Regions from separate parts of the Homo sapiens genome. Here all the other regions are linked to region 2. A link is a contact called in ENCODE Hi-C or POLR2A ChIA-PET data. All regions are on one chromosome and are shown on one strand. Each heading gives the region's core, a stretch centred on a gene start or an enhancer-like site at or near the end of the contact. The rest is flanking DNA. Distances are from core to core; before and after follow the strand shown. Region 1 overlaps LOC124906112 (a long non-coding RNA gene). Region 2 has its middle 49 kb from the start of SPATS2L. Region 3 overlaps SPATS2L (spermatogenesis associated serine rich 2 like).

Region 1 (4,517 bases), core at 941-3,440, 180 kb before region 2:
GTGAGATGCCTTTCCCAAGGTAAATAATTAGGAAATGACAGAACCTGTCTCTAGTAGTGTCCTTGCTCTTAACCCAATGATTATCACTGCTGAAGAACATATACTAAAATGTTAACAGTGGCTATATCTGGGGGGAAGATAACATTTGATTAAAATATGCTTTTCTGGATTTGTTGAATTTTCTCCAATGAACACATATGACATTTGTAATAGGAAGCCTGCTCCCCCCTCCCACCAATAAATTTTATAAAGAGACAATCACACCAGTTTCTTAACTGATTGAAAATGCAGGGCTATTATTTTTTAAAAGTCAACATTAAACTATGATAATATTATTGCCTAATATTTTGTATATTGCTTTATAAAATACAAATTATGTTCACATGCATTTCTCATTGAGTCTTTCCAATCTCTGTGGATTAGAAAGGTACATATAATGAGGTATTATTATCACCCCTTTTGTTTGTCAAATGAAGATGAAAGAATCAATTCACTCTCCGCTCTCATAAAATCATGAAAAAAACTAGCTTGACTTCAAGCTTCCTAGGGACTGGGGCTGCATCTGAAATGCCCTTGCAGCTACATCTCCAGCCCATAGCACAGAACTTACCACATAGTAGGTGCTAAACAAAATCTGAAAGAATGAAATCTAGTGCCTTACTCTTGGTCATGTCTTCTACCCATTGACCTCTAACTCTGGCCAGCTGAAATGTAATCTTTTTATTTGTACTCTCCAGTTAGGACTTTAAAAAGTTTGTTTTCTTAGACACCACCCTTAAAAGGGATTACACACAAAAATGGAGGAGTTGCAGAGAGGCATTTTAGCATTTGTGTGTGTGTGTAGTAAAATATACATAATAAAATTAACTATACTGTACAATTCAAGGGCACTTAGTAAATTCACAATGTTATGCAACCATCACCATGATCTAATTCTAGAACATATGCATCACCCCCGAAAGGAAACCCATGCCCATTAAGCAGTCACTTCCCAACTCCCCATCCCCTCAGTCTCTGGCAACCACTATACTGCTTTCTGTCTCTATGGATTTGCCTCTTCCAGATAGTTCACATAAATAGACTCACACAATATGTGGCTTTTTGTGTCTGGCTTCTTTAACTTAGCATAATACTTTTGCGGTTCATCTGTGCTGTGACATATTTCAGTATTTCTTTTATTTTCATGGCCGAATAAAGTCCATTGGGTGGATATTCCACCGAATCATTTTCTAAGGGGAGAAACAGGTCCTAGTATGAAGAGAGGTTTGCCCAAGGAAGAGGAAGTTCACTCAAGCTTGCCTTCACTTGGACCTTCCAACTCAAGAAGTTTGTTTCAGGAAGATACTGAGGAGTTATTCTCCATGTCTGTGGAGAACAAAATGAAAGGAAATCCATGGAGGGCAGAAGAGATTCTTGACTGAGCATAAGGGAGAAGTTCCTGATGATCTGGGCAGTTAAACCAAGAAACCCAATTGGGACCGCCGACCTTGAGAAAGAGAAGGGTCATCCCTTCATTCCAGATCAGTATTTGTGGGGCATTTACCACCTAGAAGCATAGGACTAGGCCAGGTGACACTTCAAAATCATTCTCACGCTGTAATTCTAGGATCATGGGAAGGAAAACTTAAAGGATTGAAAAGTAAATCACAGAGAGTTTGTGAAGATAGAAAACTGACCACTTAGGTAACTGCATAAATAGCTTAAAATTACATAAATTGGCTATAATGTTGGAAAGGGGCATGTGACATTCTAACAGAAAAACAAATTAGCTAATGGAATAAAACAGCAATTGATGGCATTGATTATAATTTGTAGTGCAAAGAAAAAGGTCAACTCATCTCCTGAATTTTATTTGGGTTAATGATAATTATGTTTAGGTAAAAAGAAATGAAAATCCTAATTGCAAGATAATGTCAGCTCTTTAGAGAACATTTTGTGCCCAACCTAAAAGAGATAGATAGAGAAAGAGAAGAAAGCACAATTATTATTTCCTTCATTTCAAACCCAAGTTAATATAAATTATCTGGAAGGAAAAATTATCTGTGCAGATGTAAAATATTATAAATTCTCAAATAATTAGACTTAGATATCTTAAGAAAAACACTCACCAGTGCTTTCAAACCAGTTTTAAGTCCTAATCCTTGTATGCTTAAATAAACATTGCACACACAGATGCAGTGTGTGAAGCAGGCTCTGCTTTAAGAGGGGAAAGATTACATTTCTGTGTTTACCCAAGAGCTGACTAAAACACATTCCATTTGGCTGGGACACACAGAAATTAGTTTGAGAAACTGGAAAGGGAACTTTATGTGTTTTAACATAACAGACTGAACGTGGTGTATATTTTACAGATATCATGAGAAGTTTCTCTCCTCCACCTTTTACTGAGCCATCAAAGAGGCAATTGTGTGAACGAAATAACACAGTAACATGTCACATTCCATTTACATCGATTTATCAAATCCAGGAAGAAGCCTTCGCACTTTCCGGACTAGTGATCAGCACTAGGCCAGTATGAAAAGCTGAGAAATGGAGAGTTTTCAAGGAAAATACACATTAAAAATAAGTACCAAAAAATCATTTTTTTTTTGCACATACTTTTACTTTTATTGACTTAGGTTTTGAAAAGTTAGTCTAGGGTAGCAACATGACTTTTGGGGGCCTTAGGCACCTTTACTTTGATGGATCCCATTCTTCATTTAAAAAATATTAAAAATTATATTCTATGACTGCATTGGTATAGAGATGAATATAATCCAGGGTGGTTTTATTCTTATATATTCACTATTATTCAATTCAATAGTTTCTCCTGATTTTCAAAGAAATGAAAATAAAACCATTTTCATGGGCCCCTAGAAATGTTGTGGGCTATAAATCTGTGTCTGCTGTGCCTGATGGATACATCAGCCCTGAGTCAGCCAGTACGCAAATAGCCCATATGGTGAGCAGAGGTCTGGACTAGGCCCAGGGGCAATGCAAAGAAGTGTAAGATGTAACATAAAATGCAGCTGAATTGAGGAAACTTACATTCAGAGAGGGATAAGGAGCTAAAGATTGATACGAGACACTGGAAATTACGGGGTAGATGGGAAGGATAGACAGGGGTGAAGGTGAAGGGTGAAAAAGATGAAGGTGGCAGATTATGTAGGAGGTTATTGCTGTATCCAAATTAAAGTTTTAAGGACTTGAGTGAGCTTGACGACAGTGAAAATGGTTAATTAAGAAAGAAAAAGACTTGAGAGAAAGGACATAAAGAACAAGGAAGGGGAAGAAGTCACCAACGATGCTGTGGTATTAGATGGCATCTTATGCCTCAATTCTTAAAGGTTTTATGTCACATTATTATGATTTTCTTACATGCTGGCCTTCAATATTTCATTTAAAATGTTCTCTCTTTATTTCCTGTTCCCACAAAAAGACATAGCCAGACTTATAAGTATAATTAAAATGTGACTTCAATTGAGCTATGTGACCATGTTTCCATCTTGTTCTTAGCAGCCATCTCATTCCCTCCCTACCCCCACCCCCAATACTCTGCATTTGTCAAAATCAGAAGTGCATTTTAAAAGAAGATTGGTTCAAATTCATGTATCTGGCCTTTTAAAACTGTGTCAGCCTGGTCAAAATGTCCTTGCCACCCAACACATTCTGGGCCGTTCCCTAGTAACAGATACTGAAGAGATGACCCATTTGAGTGGAAATTGAAATCAGCATTTCGATACTATTTTTGGTTTGGTTTCAAAGCCATGTGCTCCTTCCTCTACAACTGGCACCAAGCACAGTGGTAGCTTGTAGTACTTTGGAATAACTTTCCAAATATTTTTAGTGTTTTCTCTCTGAAAATATGAATGTTCCAAAAAAGGGAGACGAGTGGAAAACCCAGACCCAGGAGATGCTCAGAGATGCATTCAATATGACCAATTATTTAGGGACCAATTCCCCAGACCCTGTTTTAGAAAATTCATCTATGATAAAGATGGCACATGCATCAAAGAGCCTATAGCCACCGGAGAAGAGAAGCAAGCAAACCAGATGATGACAACATGATGCAGTATGTATTCCTGTGGAGCAATATATATGCTTGGGATGCAACAGAAACACAGAGGGAGTTTGCCTAATCGCTGAAAGGACTGAAAGATGAAAATGACCCAGAAAGGTTTATAAGAAGAGGTGGTAGTTAGGCAAATACTGTTAGTTGTGTATTTAATATTTACTCTTGTCCTTATTAACATGATGGCAATTTTTATTCAGTGTGGCAATATGCTCAGCTGAGAGATTATATTTTTCAGCCTAATGAACATATGACTACGTTTTGACTAGTGAGAGGTAAATGGGCATTTTGATGAGTTTTCCATGAAGGCTCCTTACAGGGAGAAACAGACAGAACTCTTTCTTTTTCCTTTCCTTTCTTCTTCCTTCCTACCTGGAATATGGGTGTGATAGCTGGAGCCCCAGCAGCCGTGTTGGATGATAGGTGAGCTTGAGAATAGGATCCAAGGACTAAGGATGGCAAAGCA
Region 2 (4,648 bases), core at 2,015-4,514:
TGGCCTCATAAGTGTAGCACAATCCAAGTTCTCATTTCAGAAATCTTGGCTAGGCACAGTGCCTGGGTTGGGTGCAGTGGCTCATGCCTGTAATCCCAACACTTTGGGAGGCCAAGGCGGGTGTATCACCCAAGGTTAGGAGTTCAAGGCTAGCCTAGCAAATGTGGTGAAACCCTGTCTCTACTAAAAATACAAAAATTAGCTAGAGGTGGTGCTGCATGTCTGTAATCCCAGCTACTCAGTAGGCTGAACCAGGAGAATCGCTTGAACCCAGGAGGCAGAGGTTGCAGTGACCAGAGATCGTGCCTGTGCACTCTAGCCTAGGTGACAAAGCAAGACTCTGTTTCAAAAAAAAAGAAAAGAAAAGAAAAAAGAAAATCTTCATCATGCTTAAGCTTTTCTCTATTACATCTACTTCCAATTCCCTCTTAAAAAAGAAAAGTGAAGGAAAACTAAGTTTCTGGAGTTCTTCATATCTGTACCTAGAACAGGAGGTTTCCTGCTCGCCTCTAGCAAGAAAACAAGATGCTGCCACAGATTTCAACTCAACTTGTTTTTCGTGGTCAGAAGAAATTCAAACATGATTATTAAAATAAAGATTTCAAGTGGAAAAAACAATAATGCTGAGCAACTGTGGGTTTAATCCCACCTCCTCCATGTGACACAGACCTGCCTTCAGTTTGTCCTCCAGCCCCCAGCCCCCCAGAAGACGAGGGGGTATCTACAGACCCACTTTATTTGGCTGGTGTCCATAATATGGACATCTGAGCCATTATGGCCAGCCCTCCCTTTTATTTCACCTCAGATATATTCTTCAGGCTTCAAGGGTCATGCATTTGAATGCGCGCCGCTGATACACCTGTTGGTTGCCCAAAGGTAATTTGTGCCATTCAGTGCAATCAGTTCACTGAGAAGTAGCTTTGTAATCAGCATAATGGTCCTCCAAAAATCCCACAGACCAAGGAAGGGTCAGGCCATGTAATTGAAGAGGATGCAGACTTGGGAGATTCACAGGAACTGAAGAATGACCTTGTTTTTGGTGAACTAGGGTCGATATCTACTTTGATCCTATAAATAAATCTATTTCTAAATCTATGCAATGCCCATAAATATTATAGATTGTTTCTGATGAAGTCAGAGAGAGAGGCAGAGAGAGAAAGAAGACAGAATAAAATGCTTTGCTATTAAGGATGATAAAAGGTATATTTATGGTCTTTCTCAGGAGATGTTTTTGGGTGCTTTTTCCTTTTTCTGTATTTATCAGGATAGATGCACTATGAAAAAATAATGCAATACATAAATTCTAGTTATATTAGCATAAAAATGAAAAGTAATCACAGAAAATGATTACAGTATAAGTATGCTTATAAATTCAATGTTTTTCTTTGTAAAAGATGTGGTGCATGATTTCCAGTGGAAAAAAACAACATGTTTATTTCATACCTTAAAGTGGACTTTTTTTTAACATAAAAAAGGGAAGAATACCTAGGATGCTTAAGGTAAGTTAATATAATTACAATTAGCCTGAGCAACTCTCCCTACTGCTCTGAAGCACTCACTAACATTTAACAGAAATGCCAGGTCTGATGGGCTAGAAAATGAGAATAGTAATATTCATGCTTGCTCTGCCCATCCCACAGGGTTATTCTAGAAGATAAAATGAGCCAGTAGTGTGTGTAATGCAGGTCCAACTCAGCACCAGCACAGAGACTTTTCTTTCCCTTCTATCCCAGCACTCTGGTCATCAAGACCCAACACCATCTGTGTGTGGAATGAGGGGTACAAGCGTCAAGTCATTGAAAAGGATTCGCATCCACACAAGAGTTTGGATGAAGCTTAGCAAAGCCTCAGAGATGTGCCAGCTTTCTTCCAATGGGCAATCCAGAAGCCCTGTGCAGGCAGCTGTGGATGGAAGGAATATTCCCCGGGTGCTGAGCCAACAGCTAACATGTCTCCTACTCCAGACTGACCTGTGGCGCCACCTCGTAGTGTGACAGTGAGAGGAAATAAAAGATCAGCATTTTTAAGATTTCATCTAGAAAAAGATGTACACTTTTGTCCCTTCAGTTTCTCCCTCTCCCCCACTTTATCAATGGCCTTCTTTCATTACTGGCCCAGTTTCCAGGTTCCCTGAGGCAGAATCGGGTAAATGGATAAGACAAAAACAAGATCAGAAAGGTGAAAGGCAGTCGGGAGGCGCCCTGAGGACTAGGGCCACCGAGGCTGAGACTTGGAGAAGAGAGCTGATCAGAAAGTGAAGAGGAGCCATCAAGAAAGGGAGAAGCTCTGGATCGCCTGGTGAGGAACCGAGTCCCTCAAAGACGTTTCTACAGGTTGTAAACTGAATCACAAAGTAAAATCATGGGATCACTGGAAGATAAAAGTTCTTTCAAAAATGCAATTAAAGATGTGAATGGCTCTTTGATTGCTTTTGGATGCTAGACTGAGTTTCTTTGGATGATACACTGAGCAGCCCTGGGCCACGGGAGGCTGTGGTGTTTGTTCAGGTGTTTATTCAGGCTCTCTGGCCAGGGTGTCTTTTCATGGCCTCTACATTGTCTGAATGGTAACATTTCACTGACAAAACTCAAACGATCACTCTAGTAAGATTTTAGTAATGAGGCCTACCTAATGTGCCCCCAAAAATTCCTATAACACAGCTAGAAACTCTTTCAGATCCCCACAATGGTGTGGAAGGCAAAATATTCTGTTTTCTGCATGAAAGTGGGGGTTTCTCAGGATACAAAGTGCAAGATAAGCCAGTAGAAATTAATATGGTACTCATGAGTCTTCTTTATTTCCAGGTACAACCATAGACTTTTTTAAACTTTAGCTAAGTCGTCCTTTATACTTCTCCCAAGGATATAGTAAGAGAATATGTTAGATTACCATTTGTATCTGCAGCAATTGTGCCATATTGAACATTTTATTACAATAAGCAATATTATCACAAGGCTGGTGTATCAGGGTTCTGGACACCTCATGGCCCCGTCAAGTTGTCACATAAAATTAACCATCACAGCTGGATTTATAAAATTATAAATAAAGCCGTATTCTCATTCTATAGAATACAGCGTAAGACACACCTCTGCTTGTTAGCCTGAGAACCAACCAGGAATTCATCTTTTGGGGCAAGGGCATACCTGGAGTTGAGGGATTCCCCTCACAGATATTTTCCTGTCTCTTCTGAAGGGCCAGTCTTCTCGGGAGTTGAAGTGAGTGGTTGCTAAGTGTGGAGTCAGCAGTAGACTGGGAACAGGAGGGCAGAGGGCCTGGCAAGAGCCCATGGGGGTTTCCCGGGGTTTCCAAAGAGGCTTCCAGTTGGGTGTCCACCAGATCACACCCACAGAAACCACTTCTTCCCTCCAGAAACTTCCCAGACCTCTTACCACCACACAAGGGATTTAAGAACTGAACAATCTTTTGGGGATGTCCAGTAAAGGGAATGGTGAGGCGGCTCCAAAAGGAAACAAAGGGAGTGTTTAGCTGGTTGGTGAGCTCAGGTATCAGTCCCAGAGAGCCGATTTCTCTGCTTTGCTTTGTCTGTTAGTACTCATTTTGCTTTGCAACCAGAAACACATTTCAGTTTGAAATTGTACCCAGGCTGCACCCTCCCTCTCCGACGTTAGGGTGCACCCACTCTTCTCAGGCCCAATCAGGCAGCGATGTGCCTTGCATCCAGACAAGGAGTAAATATCATTCTGGAGCCCTCAGTGAATATCATTCTGGAGTAATAGCTTCTTCATAATAAGGACTTACAAGTAACTCATTACCTCCTCACCAGCCAAAAATACTCATTTCTCCAGGGCACATCTACAAGACGGTAAGTAAATACGGGAGGAAAGAAGTGCTTTACAAGGACATACGCATTAATTTCTTTTCATGGAAACCGGTTTGACAAACTGATAGTTCTGCCCTGATTCTTCAGTGGGTGCATTCCTGGTTGATTAACTCTCAAAACAAACAAGATGTTGGCATGCTAACTAGTTGCCCGGTCCCCAAGGTAGAACTAATTTCTCTTTCTCTCTTTATTGCTTGGCATGCATTGTACATCTCTTCTGGTTATAGGTCTTGTGGTGTAATTATTTAGGTACACATCTTATCTTCCTCACTATGTTGTAAGCTCCTTGATCTTTGTGATGATTCATCTTTACACCTTGCACAGCACTTAGTACAGGGCTTCCCTTTCAGTAATCGCTCTATAAATATAAGCAATGTAAAGATAATGTGTATTTGCCATGCAAAAGCCAATTCATACATACTGAGCAGCCTTTAAGTACCCAGCATCGTGCTGTCCCTGTGAAAGGACATGGTTTCCAACAAGCAGAGAGACACTTGTAACAACATGGATGAACCCGAGGATGTTATGCTAAGTGAAATAAGCCAGACACAAAAAGAAAAATACTATATGATCGCATGTAAATGCAGAACCTTTTTCTAATAAAAACAGTTGAATAAATAGAAACAGAGTCAAATGGTAGTTACCAGGGGCAGAAAGGGAGAGGAGATTGGGAGAAATAGGTCAAAGAGTACAAATTTGCAATTATGTAGGATGAATAAGTCTGTAGATGTAATGTACAGCATGAAGACTACAGTTACAAATATTGTATTATATACCAAAAGTTTGCTAAGAGAGTAGATTTTAGCT
Region 3 (4,456 bases), core at 1,899-4,398, 150 kb after region 2:
TACTCTCTAGACTAGGACAGGTCCCCTGTTATAGATGCCAGAGCATCCTTACTGCTTCTTCTATAACATTCATCAAACATTTGCCTTCCTAGACTATAAACCCCAATGCATCTGTCACTGCTGCAGTCCAGCTTCTGAGTCTGTGCATTGTGACTGACTGAAGAAATGAATGAACCAGGTATTAAAAGATTAATTTCAACTTTGAGGGAAGTTTTTATGGTAATACTCTAGCCTCTGTACTTGGCCATGGCCTACACAAAATTCAAATAACAAATCTAAGATATAGAGGATGTCAACTGATTTTTAAAATGATACAAAATTGGAAGGAATGGCTGAAACATTCCTGTTTATCATGGGGCAAAATGCAAGGTTCTAAAACATAACAGTTGGCTGGAGTGATATGTCAGAACTTACATATTGAAATTTAAGAAAGATGAATATAAAATCCTACCTTTGTGTTCTAGTCATTGCACAAGTAAAGGCCCGGGGACACTTGTCTCAAACTCAACGGAAGGAGAGTCAGTAGCAAGTAACCTGCATTTGACCTAGTGATTAATTAATGTGGCTCCTAAAATTGCTGATGCCACCTTAGACTCCCTTAATGGATAAACGGGGCCCAACCAAGGCAGGTGCAGGTCTCACAGTCCTCTGCTCTAATCCAACCACTTCTGGAGCAATGTGCTTCTCTTATAGCAACATATTTTAACAGGATATGCTCAGGTGAGCTTGATCAGATAGTAAAAACTTAGGAGGCACAGCTTATGAAAAATTGCAGAAGAGCACGTTTACTCTATAAAGATGGAATTGTGGAGAACACTTTAGTTCTTTTTAAAAAGCAAAGGGCTGGACTGCAGAAAAGGGGTTATACTTACACACCAGCAAGCAGCACTGGGACCACATACTGGCAATGTCTAACATCCCTTCTCTGAGCATGTCCTTATCATTGACCTCTCTCATCTTCTAATTCTCTTTAACATCTGTTCTTTCTTGTCCCTTAGCCTTTCTCTAGTGTTCCAATTCATCCTCCCCCTTCATAGACCACAGATGCCTTCATCAGACACCTTAGTGATACTCAGCCCCTATGTTTCTGAGCCCTAAAATCTACCACTACATTTCTTACAGTTCAGTTTGTAACTATGGATGATTGCTTTGCTCCTGCTTCTGGCTTGTTGAGAATTGCTGGGGAAAGCCATGCCGATCGGCACCGTAACAGATCTGTGCAGTCCAGCACCATGGACCCACAGGCCTGCTCAGCATTCCATCATTCATCAAGGTCATTTCCTATCTCATTTCCATAAGGGCAGCTCTAAACCTTTCTCCACTTTTTAAGCCCCAAAGCGAATTCTAAAACTCTCACGCAGAGGAATGGTTTCCATAAATTTTCCCCTTCACAATCTGAAATTTTTATTATGTCTTCACTCTCACTTCTCCTTTTCTCCTTTCTCTGAATTCTTAGAAAAACAGAAGAACCTCCCTTCCATTCCACATGGGTTTTGATGACGTTTCTCTTATTTCCAGTGGAAGCTTGTTTCATAATTTATCTCCTCTCTTCCCCTCTTCTAATTCTTTCTCACTGCCATCTCCTTCCCTCTATCAGTGAACACGCTCAGCACTTTGGGGAGATTAATTGTGCAATGACTGTTTTAAGACAGATTGGAGAGAGGAGAAACCAAGCCAGAGAATCCCATTAGGAGGCCTTTTCCAGAGTCCAGGTGAAAGATAGGGGAACCTGTCTGGGTTAATGAAAGAAAGAATAGGGAGCAGGTAAGATTCAGAGAGAACGTTGTTACCAGAATGATGTGCTAGTTATTTATGACTTTGCCTTATTTTCCTTACTCTTTTGTCAGCTCGTTGGATGCAAAGATTGTGTGAGATTCATTTCACTTTCCCTCACAAAATGTGGCTTGAATGAGTGAATGGCTAGAATTCCCCCAAACCTTTGTGGAGAGGGTTGCCATCTGGAAGGTATATTTTTTTAAAAGGTAATAGTTGGTGGGATAGGGAAAGACATCTCCTTATAAGGAGGGAGGAAGAGAAGTGTAGGCCTTTGTTTCTCAAAGTGTGGTCCATTGCATTCATTTCCAGTTGCTGCTGTAACAAACTGCCACAACTTCAGCAGCTTAAAACAACACACATTGATTATCTTCTAGTTCTGGAGGTCAGAAGTCCGAATGGGTCTCATTGGGCTGAACTCAAGGTACTGGTTCTGGAGCCCTGGGGAGAATACTCTTCCTTGCATTTTCTAGCTGTTAGAAGCTGCCTGCATTCCTTGGTTCGTGGCCCCCTTTCATCTTCAAACCCGGAGAGGCTGGCCAAGCCTTTCTCTCATTGCATCACTGTCCCATTGACTCTCTTCCATCTCCATCAAATTATAAGGACCCTTGTGATTATACTGGACCCACTGAGATAATCCGGGATGATCTCCCCATTTGAAGGTCAGCTAATTAGCAACCTCAATTCCATCTGCAAATTCAGTTTGCCATGTAACCTAACATGTTAACAGGTTCCAGGGGATAAGGCCATGGACGTCTTTGAGGGGCCATTATTCTGCCCACCACATCCCTGGACAAGCAGCATTTACATCAGCTGGGAGCTGATTAGAAATGTAGAATTCAGGACCCACCCCAAGCCTCTGAATCAGAATCTTCATCCCAATCAGATCCCCAGGTGATCAGAATATATTTTAAAGTTTGAGAAGCCACAACTAGAATGTTTCTAAGATCCTCTCCACTTTTACTTCCCATAATTCTATAAAAACTGCATTTTTTTCCATCTTCAAATCTGCATTATTCTTTCTCTTCCTGGTTTCCTGCCAAAAAAAAAAAAAGTTAGTTTTGATTTGTACCCCTGGTGTTAATTCCCCAAAAGTCAGCCAAGTAGAACATGACAGCACCTCATGCATATTTTTTGCTGGCAGGAAGTAGATGTTAGAAAAGGCAATTAAATTATGGAATTATCCATGATGTGAAGGTACTGGTCTGCAAAGAGTATTTTCTTCCCCAAGAAAATTCATAGGAAAACTACCTCCATTACTGTGTAGATAATATTAGTGGCCCAGCAAGTGAAGCAAAGCATACACAGATGAGCTGTTTTTAAGGCATCTCTGAATGGCTCAGCATTTGAGAAATGTGACCAAAGCTGATTATAAAACTCCTTTCAAAGTTGCAGGAACGGCAAACCCATAAATAACTCCAGTTCCCATTGGTGTGAGGAGGAGGTTGCTGGCTGCTTGATTGCTGTCCTTATCATAGGGGATAAGGTTAAGCTCACCTCCAAGATTGCAAGCTTCTCAAGGAAAGAGCCAGCCATATGCTCTGCCTGGCACCCAGGAGGCACTCCATACATTTTGGGCTTGAATCCATTAAGCTTTTTAATAGTGTGTAATACTTAATTCTTAATTAGAGATGCACTTAAAAATGGATAAATAAAACTAGAATATGTCAGTAACCATCTTACTAGACTCCCTGCTTCCTTTTACTCATTCAGTGAGTCATCCCTTTTACAAACATTTATGAATCATCTACTGAATGCCACCCATTGTTCTAGACCCTGTGGATATAAAGATATGCTCCCTGTCAGTAGAGCAGGAAGTCACATAAGTAAATAATGGTGGCAATGTCAATGCTGGAAGAAGTGTGTGAGCAAAGGTCTCAGGCCTCTCTTCTCCCAGCTGTCATGTACATTCTAATGGGACTTATATTTAAAATCTTCCTTTTCTCACCTTTGCCAATCGGGATTATTTAGCTTTATTATTTTTATTTCCAGCCCCGGCTATTAATGTTGCCTCCAGGCACACCATACTTGCTCTAGAAAATGAAACCCTCTCAAACTAGCACAAGTTTAAAAAAAAAAAAAAAAAAGAGGTTATTATTATAAAGGTCTGGCAGCGTCTCATGAGACTTCAGGAAAAGTTAAAGGAGCAGGAAGGAGAGAAAGTGAGGCAGTTGCAAGTCCAGCCTCTCTTCATCTGCACTCCAGCTTCTCTCCCTTTGTGTTGAATAGCTCAGACCTTCAAGGCAGAGGGTCTAATTGTTTCACTTTGTCTTTTCTAGCCAGGCCACTTCCTGACCACTGTAATTCATTGTCACTGTGTTCTGATTGCTTCCTTCATAGCACTCACTTAGCACAAGTTGCAGTGATATATTTTAATTTCTGTGTTTATATCCGTTTCCCTCTCTAGTTTTGGCAGTGACCATATCTGTTTTGTTACTGCTGTATCCAGCCTCTAGTGCAGTGCCTGATCATAGTAGACATTTAGTAAATAATTAAATGAAAGAAGAAGAGGGGGTAAAACCATGTTAACCACCCTAAAGATAGACTTTCTCATTGTACCAGTTACACCATAGAGAAGGGAAAAGTGGGGACAGAGTCTTGGGTCCACTGACCCCTTAGCAAGTCTGTGGAGGTAGGAGGTTCTCTAAGAAGAAGGGTAGACAAGGTAGTCTCCCCCAAATAC

What was found. A loop is a pair of places that touch in the nucleus more often than their neighbours do. ChIA-PET counts read pairs that join two places held with the same protein, here RNA polymerase II (POLR2A). Pooled maps may share reads with other maps.
Region 1: a loop to region 2 is called in a map of PC-3, with 8 times the contacts of the local background. The contact joins two enhancer-like sites. A Hi-C loop is called at or near these places in 1 of 168 maps with a recorded cell type or tissue (PC-3) and 1 of 50 pooled maps. POLR2A ChIA-PET finds 5 or more read pairs at or near these places in 4 of 52 experiments (Caco-2, GM12878, SK-N-SH and 1 more).
Region 3: a loop to region 2 is called in a map of PC-9, with 7 times the contacts of the local background. The contact joins two enhancer-like sites. A Hi-C loop is called at or near these places in 1 of 168 maps with a recorded cell type or tissue (PC-9) and 1 of 50 pooled maps. POLR2A ChIA-PET finds 5 or more read pairs at or near these places in 3 of 52 experiments (BJ, CD8-positive, alpha-beta memory T cell and Caco-2).

What each region holds. Positions count from the first base shown.
Region 1 is chr2:200,075,106-200,079,622 of GRCh38, forward strand. The region is part of intron 1 of LOC124906112 (a long non-coding RNA gene); the gene reads right to left. Among named protein-coding and RNA genes, the nearest start is that of MAIP1, 120 kb to the left of the region's middle. Within about 2 kb of position 2,191, at least 3 of the 41 ENCODE cell types and tissues checked have a DNase peak (open chromatin) inside an H3K27ac peak, as active enhancers do; they include PC-3, where a contact is called at or near this core.
Region 2 is chr2:200,255,792-200,260,439 of GRCh38, forward strand. No RefSeq gene overlaps it. Among named protein-coding and RNA genes, the nearest start is that of SPATS2L, 49 kb to the right of the region's middle. Within about 2 kb of position 3,265, at least 5 of the 41 ENCODE cell types and tissues checked have a DNase peak (open chromatin) inside an H3K27ac peak, as active enhancers do; they include PC-3 and PC-9, where a contact is called at or near this core.
Region 3 is chr2:200,402,568-200,407,023 of GRCh38, forward strand. All of the region lies in intron 3 of SPATS2L (spermatogenesis associated serine rich 2 like), which reads left to right. LOC101927741 (a long non-coding RNA gene) reads right to left here. Exons shown (of 7, transcript XR_007088047.1): 7 at 1-2,809. Among named protein-coding and RNA genes, the nearest start is that of SPATS2L, 98 kb to the left of the region's middle. RefSeq lists an enhancer at 2,793-3,992. Within about 2 kb of position 3,149, at least 11 of the 41 ENCODE cell types and tissues checked have a DNase peak (open chromatin) inside an H3K27ac peak, as active enhancers do; they include PC-9, where a contact is called at or near this core.